Regions from separate parts of the Homo sapiens genome. Here region 2 is linked to region 1. Evidence: chromatin loops called from intact Hi-C (ENCODE). Cell type or tissue: natural killer cell. All regions are shown on one strand. Links, peaks and the distances in the headings refer to the core of each region. The heading gives the core; the rest is flanking DNA. Region 1 has its middle 15 kb from the start of MEX3C. Region 2 has its middle 44 kb from the start of MEX3C.

The links. Peaks named below come from ENCODE experiments on the same cell type or tissue, not always from the same donor. Only the 100,000 strongest peaks of a DNase experiment are listed, where the experiment ranks them.
Region 2: it touches region 1 in a loop (5-fold over the local background); 2 of 110 quality-filtered maps call a loop at or near these places.

What each region holds. Positions count from the first base shown.
Region 1 is chr18:51,206,681-51,218,016 of GRCh38, forward strand. No RefSeq gene overlaps it. Among named protein-coding and RNA genes, the nearest start is that of MEX3C, 15 kb to the left of the region's middle. RefSeq lists a silencer at 5,119-5,218. In natural killer cell, for the core only: no CTCF peak of the experiment used is centred there; a DNase peak (open chromatin) is centred at 5,091; H3K27ac peaks cover 2,159 bases.
Region 2 is chr18:51,148,437-51,159,772 of GRCh38, forward strand. It overlaps the pseudogene SRSF10P1. Among named protein-coding and RNA genes, the nearest start is that of MEX3C, 44 kb to the right of the region's middle. RefSeq lists enhancers at 3,366-3,525, 3,536-3,585, 5,770-5,899. In natural killer cell, for the core only: no CTCF peak of the experiment used is centred there; DNase peaks (open chromatin) are centred at 3,215, 3,935, 5,685 and 6,205; H3K4me3 peaks cover 2,015 bases; H3K27ac peaks cover 4,083 bases.

The DNA.
Region 1 (11,336 bases), core at 1,668-9,667:
TACATTGATCTGAATGAAAATTAAAATATAATATATGAAAACGTGTGGGATGGCCAAGCACAGTAGCTCATGCCTGTAATCACAACACTTTGGGAGGCCAAGGCAGGTGGATCACCTGAGGTCATGAGTTTGAGACCAGCCTGGCCAACATGGTAAAACCCCATCTTTACTAAAAATGCAACAATTAGCTGGGTGTGGTGGCGTACACCTACTACTACTACTCAGCTACTCAGCTACTCAGGAGGCTGAGATGGGAGAATTGCTTGAACCCGGGAGGCGGAGGCTTCAGTGAGCCGAGATTGCGCCACTCTAGACTAGGTGACAGCGAGACCCCATCTCAAAAAAAAAAAAAAAAAAAAAGAAAGAGAAAAAACCCAGAAAACTTGTGGGACACAGCTAAAGCACACCTGAGAAATTTATGGCACTAAAATATATTAGAAAAAAAGGAAAGGGTTCAAATCAATAACCTAAATCCCCACCTGAAGAAACTAGAAAAAGAACAAAATAAACCCAAACAAGCAGAAAAAAAGAAACTAATAAAGTTAAGAGCAGAAATCAATAAAATTGAAAATATGGAAATAGTAGAGAAACTCCATGTAACATATGGATCCTTAAAAACATCAATAAAATTGCTAAACATTTAGCAAAACTGAGAAAAATAAGAAAGAAGACACAAATTATCAACATTGGCAATGAAATGGGATCCCACTATAGATCCTGAAGCCATTAAAAGCATAAAAGGAGACTACCACAAACAACTTTATGTTCATAAATTCAACAACTTGGAAGAAATGGACCAACGTTTTGAAAACTATATAGTACCAAAATTCAACCAAGATTAAACAACCTAAATATTCCTATAATGATAAGGAAATTAAACTCATAACTGAAAAGCTTCCAAAAAAGAAATCTAGAGTTCTACTAAAGATAAAGAAGACATTAAAAAGTGCCTGTACTCTCACCACTCTGCGATAGTTTCAGATAACATGATTCCTGATGATCTAATGGTCAGGAAAAAAAGAAAAATGAAAAAAAGGCTGGAAGGCTGGGTGCCAGTGGCTCATGCCTGTAATCCCAGCACTTTGGGAGGCCGAGGTGGGTGGATCACCTGAGGTCAGGAGTTTGAGACCAGCCTGACCAATATATTGAAACCCTGTCTCTACTAAAAATACAAAAATTAGCCGGACATGGTGGCGCACGCCTGCGGTCCCAGCTACTCAGGAGGCTGAGACAGGAGAATTGCTTGAACCCAGGAGGTGGAGTTTGCAGTGAGCCGAGATCACGCCACTGCACTCCAGCCTGGGCCACAGAGCAAGACTCTTGTCTCAAAAAAAAAAAAAAAAAAAGGGAAAAAGAAAGAAAGAAAGATAGGAAAAAAAAGGAGTTAATGTGAAATGATCGTTTTCTTAACTTCTAAGATTCATTGATGTAGAACTGAACTTCTCTACCACTGTATTCTAACACTGACAAAAATGTCAATTTGCCATTATAACCTAACCTATGGAATACATCTTCCAGAGACCGTGGGGGACATGCAGTAAAGGGGAGTTGGCTGCTTTTTAGCTTAAAAATCACTTATCCTGTTAGTGCCTCATTTTCTTCACAGATAAAACATGAATTCATTTATTTATCTAACAGATAATTACATAGCCTCTACTATGTCCCAGGCACTGTTCTAAGTATCTGGAACACATTCGTGAACAACAACAAAAAAGATCCCTTCTTCTGCAGAACCTACACATTCTATAAGGGGGGTGGGGCACAAAAGTTAAACAACAATATATAACAAAATAAATTGTACAGCATGTTAGAAGGTGATAATGCTATATGAAAAACAAAGGCCCGGAGCAGTGGCTCATACCTGTAATACCAGTCATATAGGCTGAGGCAGGCAATCACTTGAGGTCAGGAGTTTGAGACCAGCCTGGCCAACATAGCGAAACCCTGTCTCTACTAAAAATACAAAAATTAGCTGGGTGTGGTGGCATGTGCCTGTGGTCCAGTTACTCAGGAGGCTGAGGCAGGAGAATCACTTAAACCTGGGAAGGAGAGGTTGCAGTGAGCTGAGATTGTGCCACTGCACTCCAACCTGACTGGGCAACAGAGCGAGACTCCATCTTAAAATAAATATATATACATATATATATACACACATATATATATATATATACACACACACATATATATATATATATACACACACACACACATCTGTATATATATAAACAAGAGTGCAATATGGTAAGGAGGATATCAACTACAGGGGTCTTGGGCAGGATCCTGACCCACGATGGTGGGTCAGGGTAGGCCTGATTGAGAGGGTCATGTCTGAGCAAAGATTTGCAGGTTAAGGAGTTAGCCAAGGGGGTATTTGGGGAAAAAGTGTTCCAGGAAGAGCCACACATCTAGAGTGAAGGCTAAATTAGGAGTGGAGCATGCAGAACTTTTAGGCCATTTAAAGGACTTCATTAGTTGTGCCTGGTGGTGCACACCTATAGTTGGAGGTATGGGAGAGGCTGAGGTGGAGGAATTGCTTGAGCCCAGCACTGCAGTGAGCTGAGGTGGTGCTACTGCACTCCAGCTACTGCACTCACAGAGTGAGACCCTGTCTCTGTTAGAAAAAAAGTAAAAAATTAAAGGATTTCAGCCTTACTCTGTGGGAAATGAGAAGGCATTGCTGAGTTTTAAGCAAGGAATTGGTACCAAAAAGGAAAAAAAAGTGATACTTATATATAAACATGTTGAGAATTGAGTGTAGATGACACAAAGAGGAGCAGAGTGACAAGAAACAGTGGGATTTGGGACACACTTTTGAAGACAGTGCCAGCAAACTCCAAGGTTTTTGGCCTGTGCAAGCAGAAGATGCTGTTGCTCTTAATGGGGAGGGCTGCAGGTAGAGTGAGTCTGGGGTAAATGTTTCTAGGGTTTCAAGGGTTTCATGACAGTCGGTGGCTTCTGTTGTAGCTTGAATCTAAAGGTCACTTCTCTGATTTGGTGTTTCTCACCATCTCTCCTGCCAATCCTCCTCTTTTTCTTTGCAACCCTCTAAGTCTTAGCTTTAGAGGTGGAAGGTCAACCTAATTCTCTAGGCAGGCAACGGCTGGTTCCCTTTACCTGGAGAGCCTAAATGTAAATCTCTCTGCTAAAACCTCTCCCTCAGGGCACTGGTTCTTAGGGGAGGTGGTGACTTATTTATTTTGGGTCAGGTGTAGGACTTGTTGAGTTTACAGTGGATAGAATGAATTTTAAAATATGTCAACGGTTCACTAGGACCCGAGTTGAAACTATTAACTTATTTTATTCAGGTCTTTGTGTAATTGTGATAGAGACATCGATCCCTCTGGTCAGGGTTGCATAAAGTCGTTGCACAGTAAAACTTCCCAAAGGCTACATTTTTATGTTTCATTTTCAGACTGTTGGTGTCACAGGAGCAATTAAAATTTGTGAATAATGTTTTTTCCCCCTAGATGAATAATGTGGATGGCCTGCAGTCTGCTCATATTCCTGCCAAGGGATTTAACAGGCTATTGTGTTAGTAACAATGTGGATGCAAATTGTAAACATTTATCATCTCCTAAGTTTCATGCAATTTTCAAAGCCTTGCTAGTTAAAACAGGTACTCTAACCTCCAATATAAAACAATCTTTAGATCATTTTCCATATTCCCCAAACATATTTTGTTTTCCTGTAACTTCTATTTATTATATAAAGTAACATTGTAAAATCTGGTAGAAAGTAAATAGTAATGTTTAATAAGTTTAAGGTCCTCTAAAATTGATTTCGCGTCTCTTTAGATGCTATGAACTACTATTAAGGTACATCAATAAAACATTCCATATAGTGGTATTTGGTAGTAAATTCTCTATGCGTGTTTATTAGCGGTTTATTAGGAGGTAAACTAAATATTTGCTAGTGTAAATTTCCCAATAATTTATCTATACTCTCAGCATTTTACAACTGTTATGATCTTGACTCTTGAAAATTACCAATGTAATAGGAATGTCCAAATATTTGAGTCTTAAGATCAAATTAATATTTTGCCAAAGGGGAAAAGCTTTTCAAGAATTATTATGACTTGGCATGGTATGGTGGCTCACACCTGTAATCCCAGCACGATGGGAGGCCAAGGTGGGCAGATCGCCTGAGCCCAGGAGTTTGAGACCAGCCTAGGCAATATGGTGAAACCCCACCTCTTCCAAAAATAAAAAAAAATTAGCTGGGCATGGTGGTGTGTGCCTGTAGTCCCAGCTACTTGGGGGGCTGAGGCAGGAGGATTGCTGAAGCCCAAGAGGTTGAGGCTGCGGTGAACTGTGTTCACATCATTGCACTCCAGCCTGGGTGACAGAGTGAGACCCTGTTGGTAATACAGCCCCTTGGAGGAGAAAGACACGGATCAACAAATATTGACTAACTTCTTACAAGTTATTGTACCAAACATATGGGGAATACAAGGAAATATAAGTCATGCACTAGACCACAAAAGACTCATAATCTAGGTGGCAGAATGGTTGAAAGTTAGAATGCACGAGGGCATGGAAGGCAAGGATCTAATAATTCAGTGGATGCCAGAGAAACATATTGTAGGCATTTTGAGAAGATATAATTAAAAAAAAAAGATAGTAAAGTCTTGACGGAAGTAGTGAAATTAAGCAGACATTTAGGGGAGGTGGACTCTAAATGGGTAAAAAAGAGGGGGAAAGGCAGTTTCTTGGTGAGAATTACCACAAGTAAAGACACAGAGGCAAAAGAGAAGCCCACAGACTTGGGAGCCTCAGGGGTGGGATTGGGAGGTGAGTAGACACATCTGATTACAATGAGGGATTGATATATGGCAACAAGAGGAAGCAAAACCTGGAAATTTGAAAAGGCTAAGGGGTTTAGACTCTGCTTGGAGGCCCATCTACTGTGGATGGGTTGGTTTCTTGTGTAAAGATTCAGGCAGAGTAGCGGTTAAGTCCCAGCCTCGCTACATATGAACAATGCATTACTTAATGATTTAACTTCTTTGAACTTCAGTTTCCCTTCCGTACAAGGGAGATTATATCTGCGAGCAGAGTTGTGAAAGCTGTGTGAAATAACAGTTCATTGTGATCTAGCCAAGTGAGTGGTCATGACATTAGTGGTCACTTCCTCTCTGTGGTAAGTGGGTGGGGCAGGGAGGCCACACTAAGGGCTTGTGAAGAGGAAAATGACATCATTGAAGGGATAGATGTGAGGTTTGGGGACTGTTAATTTTGTGATGGTGTGCAGAATGAACTGAAGAAAGGGAGTGTGTGTGTGTTGGAGGTGAAGGGAACATTAGACCACCCAGGAAGAACCGGGGCTGGAACTGGCTGTACTGGCTATGACCAAGCCAGCAGAAATGATGAAGCCAGCTGGGCATGGTGGTGCACACCTGTAATCCTAGGTACTCAAGAGGCTGAGGCTGAAGGATTGCTTGAGCCCAGGAGTTTGATCCTAAAATGAACTATGATGGTGCCACTGCACTCCAGCCTTGGGTGACAGAGACCCTGCCTCTTAAAAAACAAACAAACAAACAAACAAACAAACAAACAAAGCGAAAACAAAGTGAACCTTAGAGGACAGGACACAAAGGGATTTGGAGAAGATAAGCTAGATGTAAAAAATAGAATCCAGGCCCTGTGCGGTGGCTCATGTCTGTAATCCCAGCACTTTGGGAGGCTGAGGCGGGTGGATCACCTGAAGTCAGGAGTTCGAGACTAGGCTGGCCAACATGGTGAAACCCTGTCTCTACTAAAAATAAAATTAAAAAAAAAAATTAGCTGGGGCGTGGTGGCAGACGCCTGTAATCCCAGCTACTTGGGAAGCTGAGGCAGGAGAATTGCTTGAACCCAGGAGGCGGAGGTTGCACTGAGCTGAGATCGTGCCATTGCACTCCAGCCTGGGTGATGGAGTGAGACTCTGTCTCAATAATAATAATAATAAAAAAATCCAGAAGAAAAATGTATTAATTTTGGGTTAAAGAAAGAAGTATCACACTAGTAGAAGGAAATACTAATGAAGACCTATGTTAGTATTTGTGTTTGTTTCTGTTTTGTTTTGCTTTGTCTGACCAGTTTATCCAGCTCTTTCCTTTGTTTAGGGGCTCTCGTCTCACTTTAACAACATGTCTTAATCTGGCAAATCAGAGCACTTGCTTTTCTTGGCACCAGTGATTGGTGTGGAGGTGAGCATGTTATAAAGCTGGGCCGGTCAGCCTGCTCTGAGTTTTTCTACCTGACATTAAATCTTTTTGGCCTCCCTGGATATAGAAGCTAGAAGGTTGTCAATCTGGAGAAAGCTGCTGGCAGAAGCATATGAAGCCAAATGGAGACCACAAGAGATTAAAGGAGAAACAGAAAGATTTAGAAGCTTGGTAAAAGTTGATGATAATTTTATTACCTAAGGCCCACAGAGTTGCCCTGATTACTGCAAAATCAAGTTGAACAAATTGGGAAACATTTGCAACAAATACAATATGATAAAAAGGATAACTATTCTTATTACATGGACAGAGTTTCTAAATCAATAAGAAAACATTAAGATTCCAAGAGAAAAATAAGCAGAGGTCATGAACAGACCATTTGCCGAAGAAAAAATACAGAGTAAATAAGAGTCTGCCTCAATAACAAAGAAATATAAACCATGACAGGAAAGTATGATACTTCACTAATCGAATTGTAAATGTAAAAAATCTGGTAATAATATTTGGGTACAATGTGTGTGTTCTTCCACACACTGAGTGGTTATTCCACTTTTCTTGAGGGGTTTTCTTGTGGTATTAAGAGCCTTAAAAATGTCCATAACCTTTGATTGAAACATTCTATTTCTAGGATTATCCTAAGAATATAAACAAAGATGTGCACAAAGATTTGCATACAAGGATATTTATTGCAATGACATTTATGTTAGCAAAATTATAAATGTGTAATTGGGTGATGGCTGAATAGATAATGAGAAATGAACAGTCATATGATGAAAAATTATAAGCCAATAAACATCATGTTTAAAAAAAATCATGTTTTTGTACTGTATTTTTTTTTTTTGAAACTGAGTTTCACACTTGTTGCCCAGGCTGGAGTGTAGTGGTGCAATCTCAGTTCACTGCAACCTCCGCCTCCCGGGTTCAAGTGATTCTCCTGCCTCAGCCTCCCGAATAGCTGGGATTACAGGCATGAGCCACCATACCTGGCTAATTTTGTGTTTTTAGTAGAGATAGGGTTTCTCCATGCTGGTCAGGCTGGTCTTGAACTCCCGACGTCAGGTGATCCACCAGCCTCGGCCTCCCAAAGTGTTGGGATTACAGGTGTGAGCCACCGCACCCGGCCTTGTACTGTATTTTTACAATGATTGTCACATGACTCTTCCACTCCCTTTTTGTACTCCATATCTATCTTCCAGAAACATCACCTGCCTTTTCTCCTGTGGTCTCTTAATCCTATAATTGTATTACTGCCATTATACGATGCAGTTATTAACAAAAAAAAAAAGAAAAAATTCATGTTTTTGGAATATAGTTTTGTGACACAGGAAATGCTCACTCTATAATGCTAGTGGAAAATAAGTATGATGCAAATGATGTGATGTGGTCTCAATTATTATTATTATTTCTTTTTTTTCCTAGAAAAAGAAATGGGGTCTCACTATGTTGGCCAGGCTGGCCTTGAACTCCTGGCTTCAAGCAGTCCTCCCATCTTGACCTCCCAAAGCGTTGAGATTACGGGCATGAGCCACTGTGCATGGCCTAAGTATTATTATTTTGTGTGTATGTGTGTGTGTATATGTATTAGGATGTGAAATGGACTTTTTCTATCGTCTTGAACTTTTGGCCAAAGCCCAAAGCTAAGAGTAATTGATAACAAATATCCTCATATTCTCAAAAAAGGGGTTAGACAGAGCTTCACAATATTTACTGTAAATTTAAAAAAGAAAAGCCTAGTGCTCACCGTTATCACCAGCAGCAGCCTATATAAGAGATTTCTCAGAAAGGACAATTGAAGTGAATTTATGGGGGTAGAGAGTGCTTTGTGGCATAGACCCTGGTGCCTGAGACAGCTGTGGCAATATCCGAAAGTGGGAAGTTGGCTAGAGTAGTCCACAAAGTCAGGGCAAAGAGAGAGCGAGCACCAGTAGGCACAAGCCTCACTTCCACCCTTGGAGTAAGGGTATATGGATTTTCTCACAGTGTGAATAGGATGGGGTGACAAGAATGACAAAGCAGACCATGACCTGTTCCACTCCAAGCCCCTAAACTGCAGATCCTGAGCTCAGGGAGGCGGAAGTATTGATTTGACTTAGATATGGACTTTTAATGCCGGCACGTGACTCAGTGCCAATACCTGAAAATGACAGGAAAGCTATGGGATCTTCCTGAACCGTGGCTCAGGGCAGAGAATGGGGAACTGATGAAGTATGCTCCAAGGCCATGGTGGGAAGGAAGCCATCAAGCTGCTTCATCTATGGACTCCACCCAGCCCATCTTGTTTAATAATCACTCCTAAATGCATCCATCAAGATTGGAAAAAAATGTTATCTGAAATCATCTGAGTGGTGGGAGTACAGGTGTTTTTTAATGTCTTTATACTTTTCCTGTATATTTTTCAAAATTTCCAAAACTAACATGTATGCTTGTATAATTTAAAACACAAATTAAAAAAATTAAAAAAAATTTAAACCCAATCACCACCAACAAAAAACAAGACAAAAAAATAAAAGACATAGAGGAAATGGATCCAGACAAAAGGAAAGAACCAAGATGAAAATTTTAAAAGGAACAAGAATTGTCTCCTACTCTAATGATGCACACGTTGTGTCTGTATTTCTGCTGAAATACCTTTTGTCTTTCTCCCTTTTCATTTTCATACGTCCACACTAGTGCTAACTCTGGCCACATTCCCCTTAGAAGACTGCAGTGACCTCATAATTGATATATTTTCCTCTTATGCACCTCCACACCACTGACAAGCTCATCTTCTCAAAACACGTTCTCCTCTCTCTTATCTCTTCCCATGTGTTCCAAAGTAACTTTCCCACTTCAGGCCAGTTTTTTTCCTTTCCTTTTCTTTTTTTTTGAGACAGGATCTCACTCTGTCGTCCAGGCTGGAGTGCAGTGGGTGTGATCATGGCTCACTGCAGCCTTCCCCTCGGGCTCAGGTGATTCTCCCACGTCAGCCTCCCCAGTAGCTGGGACCACAGGCATGTACCACCACGCCCAGCTAAATTTTTTTATTTTTCGTAGAGACAAGGTTTTGCCATGTTGCCTAAGCTGGTCTCAAACTCCTAGGCTCAAGCAATTTGCCTGCCCAGCCTTCCAAAGTGCTGGGATTACAGGCATGAGCCACTGTGCCCAGCCCAGTTTCTTCATACTCTCTCTCTCTTTTTTTTTGAGATGGAGTCTCACTCTGTTGCCCAGGCTGGAGTACAGTGGCACAATCTTGGCTCACTGCAACCTCTGCCTCCCGGGTTCAAACAATTCTCCTACCTCAGCCTCCTGAATAGCTGGGACTACAGGCACGTGCCACCACACCTGGCTAATTTTTGTATTTCTAGTGGAGACGGGGTTTCATTGTGTTGGCCAGGCTGGTCTCGAACTCCCGACCTCAGGTGATCCGCTAACCTCGGCCTCCCTATGTGCTGGAATTACAGGAGTGAGCCACCCAGCCTGGCCCATACTTTCTTATAAAAGGCCAAGCTTAACCTTACTTGGGCTCTTGTTAATTTCCAACATTCAAAGGATTTGTCAGTCTATTTAAATTGTAACTTGTTTGCTGGAGCTACCTTGGGTCCCTCATCTTCTCTTATTTAAGAAAGCAATAGGCACTGGGTTTAGTAGTTGGTTACATGTTAAACAGAGTTCTCTGGCTTTTCACATATGTAAATAATTATAAGTTCCATCAATGAAGGTACCATGCTGTGTGCTTTTGTGTGTAGATCCTCGTGTGACACACTACAATGCATTGTTTAGCACATAATAGTTTCAGAAAATACCATTGAATTGATTGCATCTAAATAATTCTCATGGAACTATTTAATCTGTTAATACAGAACACCAAAGCTACCAGGATTGTGGAATTTAAAATAGCCCTTCAGTTCCTTTCCTGAATCTGGTAAACTTTCTAAATCATCATTTCCCTTTTTTCCACTTCAGGTACGTGGTCAGGTGAAAGTAATTTGACACCATAATATCTTAAATAAAATGAGAGTATAGACTTAGATGAGAGCAGAATAAGACAGTAGACTTAGATAAAAGTCGTTTAAATCCATTCATATTTGCAATGAAAAGAAACATTTTCATATTATTACTGCCATTTAAAAAATTACTTTTTGGGTCTCTGAACAAAGGTTATTAAAAATATAGAAAACTTTTTCACACCTCCTCCTACTCCACCATCTAGAAAAAAAAAAAAAAATATATATATATATATATATTTTTTACCTTTCTGAACAGATCCAGGGAAATATAATAGAGGTTAATACTTGTTTTCTTTACATTTAGCTTTCTTAACTTATAAGTAAGTTTATCTGACTCTACACAAGCCAAGTATTAATTAAAGTGCAAATAAGAGAGACAGATTAGACATAGACAAAGGCCGAGGGGTCTCTCAAATCTACAAAAGGGCCCTATCTAATAGGATTGACAAACATTCAATATTTGTATTCAGAATTCCATAATAATAGTGTATTAAATTGGATTTGACCTCATTAAGTACAATACTGATCAAATACTGATCTAGCTTTAGTTGTTAATCGTTTTTTAAAAATTCCTTATTTGACCTCACCCAGAAACCTGACAGACTTTTCTTAGTTCCCACCTTCTCTTCCATTAGAACCCCCAAATCCATTGCTCTCTGCAGCATCAGTGCAGTAGTGTAGACTCTGTGATGGGAGTCCTATCCGGGCTGAACATGCCATCAAGGCCTGTCTTCTGAGTTGACACACAGGGGAGCAGCCTGAGTCTCTGGAGGAGCCCAAAACCCTGAGGCAGCCCTTCTGAACTCCCCTGCCTGTACAGCCTGCTTCATCTCCCAGAGTCACATCTTTCTGTTTCCCTCATCCCTTTTAATTTCATTTTTGTTCTTTTGTGGTTTTTTTGAGACAGAATCTTTCTCTGTCTTTCCCAGGCTGGAGTGCGGTGGCACGATCTTGGTTCACTGCAGCCTCTGCCTCCCCGGTTCAAGTGATTCTCCTGTCTCAGCCTCCCCAGTAGCTAGGATTACATGTGCATGCCACCACACCCTGCTTATTTTTGTATTTTTAGTAGAGATGGGATTTCACCATCTTGGCCAGGGTGGTGTCGAACTCCTGACCTCAGATGCTCTACCTGCCTGGGCCTCCCA
Region 2 (11,336 bases), core at 1,518-9,517, 58 kb before region 1:
GCGGGCGCCTGTAATCCCAGCTACTTGAAAGGCTGAGGCAGGAGAATTGCTTGAACCTGGGAGGCGGAGGTTGCAGTGAGCTGAGATTGCACCACTGCACTCCAGCCTGGGCGACAGAGAGAGACTCCGTCTCAAACAAACAAATAAGAAGTTAACTTGGCTAGATAAACAAAAAATCTTGGCCTTTATCTTCTTTCCTTGAGTATCTTAAATAGCTTACTCATTTTCTTCTGACATAAAATGTTGCTATCGAAATGTTTTTTGACAAGCACATTTTCTTTCTCCTGTAAGTTACTTGGTGTTTTTGCCTATGTATCCAAAAGACTTTTTCCTTTTTTTTCTAAAGTCTAATATTTTACTAGAATATGTCTTGGTATTGGCTATTTGGGGTCAGTTTCTCCAGTTATGGTGTGTCCTTTAGATTCCTTTCAGAATTTTTGTTTGTTTTCCTCAAAGTTTTGGGAAAAAAATGCATTACGGTTTCCTAACTATAATTTTGGATTTGTCTATTTTTTCTTTTAGTTCTAGTTACTTTCTACATTTTTGAGTCAATGCTGTTATATACATGCAAATATAGATTTGCTAGCTCTTTCTGGTAAATTAAAGCTATCATTATTATAAAAGACCTCTTTACCTCTAGTAATGTTTCTTGCTTTTAAATCTATTTTTTTCTGATATTAATATTGCTACCCCAACTTTCTTTAGGTTTTTGATTGCTGTATCTTTTTTCATACTTTAATTTTACCATTCTGTGTTTCTTAAGCATGCTTCCTGCAAGCACCTTATAATTGGGTTTTGTTTTTTTTAATTAAGCCAGACAATTTTTATATTTTAATTAGAGCATTTAGCCCATTTATATTTAATGTAATTACTGATTCACTTGAGTGTAAATGTTATTATTTACTCTCTCTTTGCCCCAGTTAGTCTATGTTCTCTTTTCTTTGTTGTCTTTTAAAAAATTATTCAATTTTCTCATCTCTTAACTTGATAGTTACTTTTTTTTTTTTTTTTTGAGATGGAGTTTCGGTCTTGTTGCCCAGGCTGGAGTGCAATGGCATGATCTTGGCTCACTGCCACCTCTGCCTCCCGGGTTCAAGCAATTCTCCTGCCTCAGCCTCCCAAGTAGCTGGGATTACAGGCATGCACCACCATGCCTATCTAATTTTGTAATTTTAGAAGAGACGGTGTTTTTCCACGTTGGTCAGCCTGGTCTTTAACTCCTGACCTCAGGTGATCCACCTGCCTCGGCCTCCCAAAGTGCTGAGATTACAGGCATGTGCCACCGCGCCCAGCCAGTAGTTACATATTTTTAAAAATAAGATCTTTGTTGGTCAAACAGATATTGCAACATACTTGAGTTATCAAATTCCAGAAGGAATTAGTACCTTTACCTCTTCTCAGACAATATGAGTGCCTCAGAAAGACATTAATTCCATCCACTCCACTTCTGATTTATATGCTACTGCTGTTGCACAGCCACGCCCAGCAGCCTATGAAGCTTTCAAAAGCCATGCTCAGTCTTATCAGCTGTCTGTACAATCAGTAAATGCATCTAGGCCCCAGAAACCTGCCTTATCTGCTTGAGTTTCTGCTCTCCAGAGATCTTGGCTCAGTAATTTTTCACTCTCATCTGGGCTCTTTGATGCCTTCAATAATTTTCATATTAGTCCAGCTTTTCTAGTTGTTCTTGGTGGGACAATTGTTCTGGTTTACCTATTCTGACATTAGCGGAAGTAGAAGCTCGATACTACTAACTATACTTGATGAAGACCCATTGAGCAGGCATAGAGTATAGCTGCCAGCAAAGCAGTCTAAGTCCCATAGCTCCTCGGAATCTGCAGTGTCTGAGAGAGGTGACTCATGGCCCAGCATGTGATGTTGCATCTGGAGTCAGAGGTGTGTTCTAGCCAGGCCTGGGAGCTCTATGTATTGCTTAGCTGTCCCAGTAATGGTGTCTCTTCATCCAAAAGGGCACCTGAGGCAGCCCATGCTGTGCTGAGATTTTGGATCTGTGCCCAGGGCCCAGTGCCGTGGAGGTCTACCTAGAAAATAGTCTCTGTTCCACCTTCACCATGATAGACACAGTGAGCTCTCGGTGTGGGTTCAGTGCCCTGTAGTTCAAAGACAGGAGTCTGGGCCAAAGGTCGGTGTTACCTCATCCTTGCCAGGGGCTGAGGAAGGGTGAGAGATGGGCCACTCCTGGAGCTACTGCTTCATCTTCTCATGAAGGTGAATGAAGCTGCCACTGCAGGTAGGGGCTCAGTAAGGACAGAGCTCCAGCCCAGGACCTCCACACCTTGCACAATGCGATTTTATCGTTGTTATGGACTGAATTGTCTCCCCGCAAAATTCCTATATTGAAATCCTAACCCCCAATACCTCAGCATGTAACCGTATTTGGAAATCAGACCTTTATTTATTTATTTATTTATTTTGAGACACAGTCTTACTGTGTCGCCCAGGCTAGCATGCAGTGGTGTGCTCTTGGCTCACTGCAACCTTCGCCTCCCATGTTCAATTGATTCTCCTGCCTCAGCCTCCCCAGTAGCTGGGATTATAGGTGCCTGCCACCATGGCTGGCTAATTTTTATATTTTTAGTAGAGACGGGTTTTTGCCATGTTGGCCAGGCTGGTCCCAAACCCCTGACCTCAGTTGATCAACCCATCTCTGCCTCCCAAAGTGCTGGTATTGCCTGGCCTGGAAATCAGACCTTTAAAGAGGTAATTAAGGTTAAGTGAGGTCATAAAGGTCTGGCCCCCCTCCTATGGTGGCACAGTGTCCTTACAATAAGAGGAGGAGGAGATGCCACGTATGCACGGTCACAGAGCAAAGCCCATGTGAAGGCACTGCAGAAGGTGAGCACTGCTGATGGCAGGCACTGGAGAAGGCAGGCACTGGAGAAGGCAGGCACTGCAGAAGGCGGGCACTGGAGAAGGTGGGCACTGCAGAAGGCAGGCACTGCAGAAGCTGGGCACTGCAGAAGGTGGGCACCATGTGAAGGCACTGCAGAAGGCGGCCAGCTGCGAGCTGAGGAGAGGAGCAGCAAGAGAAACCAGCCCTGCAACACCTCCATTTTGGACTTCCAGCCTCTAGAACTGTGAGAAAATGAATGTCTGTTGTTGACACTGCCCAGTGTGGTATTTTATTACGGCGGTCCTAGCACACAAGTACACTTGGGGTGGGGTCAGACACTCAGTTGACAGGAAGGTGATGGTGAAAGTTTCCGTCCTCCCTGGAAACACCCCACCCACATGGTCCTGAGGTGTCTGGCTTTCAGAAAGTGACTCTCCCCAGTGCTTCATTTGCTCCGTTTGTTTCTAAATGTGTCTGGGTCTGTTTCCAGCCTTATTTTGTCTTCCTTTACCAACCACCTCCTTCCAAATAAGAAGATTCTCGCAGGTCCAGTCTCAGAGGGCAGAAAACCCAGATCTCTGGAGTTTCTGTCCCGAGAGGACCTGGCACCTGACTTCCTGACTCAACTGCTGGAGGGACGCGGAGGACTGTTGATTGGACTTGCTCCTTCGTCGTGTCCCCACACCGCGGGTGGCAGGACTAGAGCCTTGCCGCATTATGGGCTTCTTTATTGGCTGGCATAAATTTGGCCACTTCTGGCTGTATACCTCTTGCACAGCTGTGCTTCTTGTTTTGCTCCTGTGGTCAGTGTGGTTTCTGAGATGTCTGAGGAACAACCTGAGGAAAGCTGTGGCCCTCCTGACCATGACAGCCCAGACCTAATCACTGGGACCCCCCAATCCACTGGCAAGGAACAGTCAGTGAGCGCTTGAAGTGTCATACACTCCCCTGCCCCCAAGGCAGTGGAGCAGGTGAGGAGTCACTTTGTCACTCCCAGGGCGATGGCCTCACCTGTCTCCCGTGGCCTCCGGGGCTGTGTGGGCGTGTGTGGGTGTGTGTGTGCGCGCGTGTGTGTGTTGCTGGTAGTGAACATGCCCTCTGGTGGCCCCCGCAGACAGGCTTGCTGTTTCTTCCCTAGATGTTAGCCTCGCCTCTTATTTTTTATTTTTTTTTTTTTTACCTCTTCCGCGTCTGCTTAACCTCAGCTCCCAGTAAACACGCTAGGGACAACAGGCTTCCCTAGGGCCCCCTATCTTTGCTAGTCCTAAGCCCTGAAAGACCTCGCTTTAATTCTTCCAGCATGAGCCTTTGTTGTAGATAATTCTAGCTATCTGATTCAAACATGAGAGTAATGGTTTTTACATCGGAGTCAGGTACAAACCTCTGTTACACAAAGGAAACCAGAAATCGTATGATTCCCTAGGGATGACTGAAATTATTTTGTTTATCATATTACTTAAATAAGTACGAACATAATTTTTTATTTTTATTTTTTGAGAAGGTGTCTTGCTTTGTCGCCCAGGCTGGAGTGCAGTGGCGCGATCTCGGCTCACCGCAAACTGCGCCTCCTGGGTTCACGCCATTCTCCTGCCTCAGCCTCCCCAGTAGCTGGGATTACAGGCATGCACCCCAATGCCTGGCTAATTGTTTATATTTTTAGTAGAGACGGTGTTTCACCGTATTAGCCAGGATGGTCTCGATTTCCTGACCTCGTGATCCGCCCGCCTTGGCCTCCCAAAGTGCTGGGATTACAGGTGTGAGCCACCGCACCCAGCCATAAAATTATTTAACTTCTATATATTTTAATGGCTCTTAAGTAATTCTAAAACCAAAATCAGTGTACAAAGAAAACACCAAAAGTTCCTGAAAAACCACCCGAACTTGTTAGCACATTAATGTGACTTGCTATGTTGTTTTTCTGAACTCAAACACCATGAATGCTGCACTCAGTGATACCCAGGCTGTGTGGTCTGATGATGGGGCTCTTCCAAATCTTGCCTCTATTGGAAAAATTGCAACATTTCACTATACAGAACACTATTGTGGCGTTTACAAATGAAATCCTCTGCTCCGTCCTATAAAATTACTACTATTTGGCTCTGAGATCTCTAGACATACTTAGTTGTGAGAGTTGTGAGATGATCATCTGATGTCAGATGTGTTTACATTAATTTTTAAGACTTTAATTCAAATGAAAACTAAAAGTCTTGTAGAGAGGACCTACTGAATGTGTCTGGTATGAGTCTCAGGGTGTTTGGAAACTCCAGATCTAAAATTCTTGGATTTGAGACCCTGGTATTTCACTTAAGAAGCTCTTTACCTGCCTCTCCCTAGGCCTGGGTTTGACTCCAGCCACTCCCAATGCCCTGTGGGGCTGAGGTCCCCCAGACAGGCGCTGGGGACCTGGCTTGTTTTTGTTTTGCTTCTCCTGGGCAAGGCAGGTGCACACTACATGCTCAGTGCGAACTGAAACACAAAGTGCTGGGTGGCCGCTCAGCGGACGGTACTCCCTGCTCCCCTGTGGCTCCTCAACTCAGTCTGTGAAGGGTCCCCATGCCCCCAGGCCAGGGCTGGCCGAGGGGGGCTGGCCTGCTACCCAACTGATCCTGGTGGGGGGACCAGCTGCTCACCATGCCTCCACCAGAGGAAAAAATAGCAGTTCAGTCTTTGGAAAAAACTAGCGACTCACACGACCAGAATAGCAACTGAAGACGCTCTAAAAAACAGAAACACCTGCTTCAGAATTATGGCAGGAAATGAGATTTCAGAAATGCCACAAGAAGCTGGTGTCGCAGCTGCCCCTACCTCGTATTCCCCCAGCCTTCGCCCGCCAGCTGGGGCTGCCCACAGGGAAAGCCCCTTGGCCCACTGCCTGTGGTAGCCGCTGGATAGGGCCTGGCATGTGGGGTCAGGGCCCAGTGCCGCCTGCCTGGGGCTGTCTAGCAGCTGCCCCTGCCATGCTGGCTGCGGGCGAGACTCCACACTCCTGTGTCTGAGCCTCTTGAGTGGTAACAGAAACTCAGGGTGGACTAGTCACGGAGGAAAGGGGGATATGTGGTCTCCTGCGAGCCCCCTGGACTGAGCCTTCCTTAGGCAAACTGTGCAGCTGTTGGCTGAGCCTCTGGATTGATGAAATCTCTTGAGGGACTCCACAGGGCTTTCAAGGGAAGTGGAGGGGTGATGTGTTCAGTCTGGAGCAGGGGTCTCCAAAGTGGAGTACATACATCCCAGAGGGCTTAAGGAAAGAAAAATAATAGTGCATCTACTCAGATTAACATTTTGCTTCCAACATGAAAGAAAAAGCTGTGCAATGTTAGTAATTTTGAACGTTGAGGGACTCACGTGCCTTAGACGGCTGTGTAGGAGGAGTACTTTGTGGGAGGAAGAGCGGGGATTTCATCAAATTGCAACTTACATAGTGCCCACCAAAGGGAATTTAGATATTCTATTATCTATTTTTAAGTCAACTAAGGCTCCCAAAAAGGATAAGTGGCTTTAAAACAATGTTGAAAAGAAATCTTGGACTGAAGATAACACTAATATGAAATCATACCACGCAGCCCCCACATGGCAGAGCTGACCCTCCCTCCTCTGCCCCCAGCCACGTTATGAAATGAAAACAGCAGCACTTTCCTCAGACCTTGAAGAGTTGGCTGAAATTGCAATCATCCAGAAGACTATTTGAAATACGGCTTTACATCCATAATCATTCTGGTTGGATGTTGTCTGAAGTGCGTATTGTGCCAAGAGAGGGTAATAAGACATTTAAAATATTTTTAATTTCACCTTTATCTCATCCTTTTTACTCTTCTTTTTTGGATGTTAAAAAATAATAGCATGATAGTGCAATGTCACACGGAAGTATGCAGAAGTAATTTATAAAATTAAATAATCAGAATGTTTGGGTACATGAACAACTTTTTGTCCTGTGGTCAGGGCAGGCAATACAAAAACTCAGGGACCCCTGATCCAGCCAAGTGGATCTCAGGCCCACCCACAAAGTTTCTGATCCATTGGGCCTGGAATGGAACAGAGAATTTGCCTTTCTTTTTTTTTTTTTTCTTTCTTTCCAGTTAACCATTATTTCCTTCATTTTGTTTTCATTATAGCACGTTTGCTTATTTTACAGCAAGCAGAAAATAAGCTGGGTCTTGTTTTGATCCAAACATTGATGTTTTAAAAGCTGTACACAATATTTCCTAAAAAGAATACATAAAAGTACCTTTTTAGAAGCTTCTATAAGAAAGAAAATACGAAGTTTAACCCCACAATTTTCCTCTTTGCTACAAGTTCAAACTATTGCTACAGTTTTAAATAGACTTTTTGTTGTTTAACCAGACATCCAGGACAATCTTAAAAAATTATAGAAACGTGCACGTAAATGATGCATAGCAGAACTTGGACATTAACTGCAAATGGTAAAGAAATGAAAGTTAGAAACACTATCAAATATACAAAGGTTCTAGAATCAATCCTTTATAAACACATTCCACAAACAATATTTAAAAGCCATGTTTTTGTTCTTTACAGGCAAAACCTAGATTACTAAAACCAAAATGGAAAAAAGTAATCCTTTCAAAGGAATTGTTTCCCTAAGATAATTCGTACTTAAATATGTAAGCAAGCATGTCAGATTTTAAAAGATGCTAGCTTTCTATTCTGAAATGAGATTGGACATGTCAAGTCACTTTTGCCCCCAAAACAATCTTTCAGAGAAATGCTTTAAATTATAAATGATATATTGAATGAAGGGTATAATAAATGAAGCGTATTACTCCATTTTTAGTCAGGCATTACATTGATAACCAAAAACTCAGAGATGTGACTTGCTGAAAGTTGACTAATTCTTTTTCCAAAATTACTTTGAATTTCATGGAACAACAGAATCATCTAGAATGAAGTGCTGTCTTTCATCTTAGCTCACATTAAATAAACTGAGGCGTGAAGAGCAAGCCTCCCTCATAAAGAGGTAGGCAAATTTGTCTACAAACGCACACGCCATGTACTGCAAGCATCAAAATTTAGTACTTTTATTTTTTACTTTTTTGAGATGAAGTCTCACTCTGTCACCCAGGCTGGAGTGCAATGGCGTGATCTCGGCTCACTGCAACCTCCGCCTTCCGAGTTCAAGTGATTCTTCTGCCTCAGTCTCCCAAGTAGCTGGGATTACAGGCATGTGCCACCACGTCTGGCTAATTTTCGTATTTTTAGTAGAGACGGGGTTTCACCATGTTGGCCACGCTGGTCTTGAACTCCTGACCTCAGGTGATCCGCCTTCCTTGGCCTCCCAAAGTGCTGGGATTACAGCTGTGAGCCACTGCACCCAGCCTAAAATTCAGTACTTTTACATATGCACGTGCAAAACCTACTTTGAAACAATTTACTTGCTTCTAACAGCAGTATGAAAACAAAGAAATACTATGGTCACCAGTGCTCCTTAAATCTTAGAATAATTGCATAGGGACATTCTGTTCCCCTTAAAATTATTTCTGCCATCACTGACCTGCTCAAATTTTAAGGTAAGTTTTTCTCATGTTTTCTATGTCCAAATCTTCATAGAAACCAAAAGAACTAGTGAAGACTCCACGTTTCAGTCAAAACTCAATCTCCCTGAAAATACTGCATAATCCAGCTGGCATCATTCCCTAAAACAGTGGGGTTAACAAAAGAACTATTCCCCATTGCATGATAGACAAATGATTATCACAGGCCTAGACATCTTGTCAGGACAACCAGGCCCAGCCTGAACCTAAATGTGTCTGAGCAGTAGTGCTTTACTGTGGTTACAACTTCACTTTTGTATCATTCTATCTTATTAGCAAGCTACATTTCTAAGTTAACAGTTCTACCAAATATGAATATGAAAGTTTATTTTTAATAAGACAATGTGAGGCCGGGCACAGTGGCTCACACCTGCAATCCCAACACTTTGGAAAGCCATAGCAGGTGATTTGCTTGAGCCCAGGATTTTGAGACCAGCCTGGACAACATGGCGAGACCCCATCTCTACAAAAAATTTTAAAATGAGCCAAGAATGGTGGCGTGCACCTGTAGTCAAACTACTTGAGATGTTGTGGTGGGAGGATCACTTGAGCCCAAGAATTAGAGGTTGCAATGACCTTTGATTGCATCACTGCACTCTAGCCTGGGTGACAAAGCAAGACAGCCTGTTTTTTTTTAAAAAAAAATGTTGCAAATTATGGTCAACCAACATCTTTTTGCCACAAACTTCAAACACAAAAAAAAGAATCTTTACAAAAATATACAGGGACACCACAAATTGGTGGTTACCTATAACATTAAACAAACTGGACTCTTCTTTTTTTTTTTTGAGATGGAGTCTCACTCTGTCTCCCAGTCTGGAGTGCGGTGCTGCGATCTTGGCTCACTGCAAGCTCCACCACCCGGGTTCATGCCATTCTCCTGCCTCAGCCTCCCAAGTAGCTGGGACTACAGGCGCCCGCCACCACACCTGGTTAATTTTTGTATTTTGTTTAGTAGAGACGGGGTTACAAACTGACTCTTAAAAGTGGCTTCTCCACAGCATATCATTTGAATTATTACCATTGCCTGGTACAGTGTTTTTAAAGTATTGTTACAACATTGTATTCCTGATTTTTTTTTTTTTTTGAGACAGGGTCTAACTTTGTCACCCAGGCTGGAGTGCAGTGGTGTGATCTCGGTTCACTGTAGCCTCGATCTCCTTGGCTCAAGCAATACTCCTGTTTCAGCCCCAAGTATCTGGTACTACAGGCGCACACCACCATGCCCAGCTAATATTTTAATTTTTGGTAGAGATAGGGGTTTCACCATGTTGCCCAAGCTGGTCCCAAACTCCCGGGCTCAAGAGATCTGCCCACCTCAGCCTCCCAAAGTGCTAGGATTATAGGGTGAGCCACCATGCCTGGCCAATTCCTGATAATTTAAGTAAACCAAACTATAAATAAATGAATGATATGTGCCTAAAAACAACCATAGTTTATATTATCAGTGGCCATTGGATTTAGGAGCAGTCCAATACCTTGATGTAGATTTTGATCTAGAACTAGACTTTGATCTTGACTGACATTTGGATATAAGTAGTTTTTTTTCTTTGATTCCTTTTCATATCTTGAGCCAGACTTATTTAATATGCTTTGGAATCTTATTTATTTATTTATTTTTACTTACTTTTTGAGACAGGGTCTTGCTTTGTCACCCAGGCTGGAGTGTAGTGGCACAATCAAGGCTCACTGCAGCCTTGACCTCCCAGTCTCAAGCAATCCTCCCACCTCAGCCTCCCAAGTAGCTGGGACTACAGGCATGCACCACCATGCCTGGCTAATTTTTTTTTTTTTTTTTTTTTTTTTTTTGTAGAGATGGCATTTTGCCATATTGCCCAGGCTGGTTTCAAACTCCTGAGCTCAAGTGATCTTCCAGCCTCAGCCTCTCAAACTGCTGGGATTAAAGGTGTGAGTCACTGCACCCAGCATGGAATCTGTTTTAGAGGTGCCTCTAGTTCTGGTGTGAGATGCAGACCTAGAATGTGATTTAGCCTTCACTTCTTCCTTGGGCTGCCTTGAATGAGATGTAGATCTTGAAAAAGATGGATTTTGGTGTTTGAATCCACCATTGTCGGAATGGCTTCTGCTACTCCGTGGTTTTCCAGTTGGTTGATTTCTAGGACTGTAAGATCTTCTATAATTGTAATCAAAAGACTGACTTCTGGATCTCCTTTCATAACTTTGGCTTCTAGAACTTCTGTATCTGTCATAACCATCATGGCGTGAAGAGCTGTACACATTCCTCTGTTCCTTGGATTTCATCTGATTTGGTGTCTTCTGATCCCCCTGTGTAAACTGTATTTCAACTTGATGTCCACAAATCTATTTCCTGTCCAAATTATGCAAAGCATCTTCAGCATCACAAACATCCTCAAATTGAACACAAGCAAATCCTCTTGGACGGTGGGTGTGGAAATCAAGTGGAACATAAACATTTCCTGTAGGACCATCATGACCAAATTTATCCTGTCTATCTGCAGACCTGGTGTCATTGGCCACGTTCCTGATGGACAGAGACATGTTTTGGAGGAGTGTGCAGGTAGTGGGACATGATGGTGGCGTGAGTCCAGGCCGGAGGCCCTAACAGACCAGGCAAACTGTCCATAGCTCTGCTGTTAGAAATTCGTATTTCTAACAAGTTCCTAGATGATGATCATGCTGATGGTCTGGGTACCACTAGTCTATAGAAATGACCACAGCCTGAATGAAGACAAGCTGAAGGCAGTGAGGCTACCTCTGCCCTTGTCAACCTTGCTCACAGGTGGAGACAAGGCTGTCACCTGAAGACTGATGATCTCTCCCCACAGCCTGCCACATGCCTGAAATTCACCCTCAGTGCCGGACTCCTTTGGACTCCTTAGCCTTAAACTTGGCTCTGCAACTGCCTCTAGAAACTAGAAGCAGTGTTAGCGAGCGGCGAGCAGGGATGCAGAGGGCAG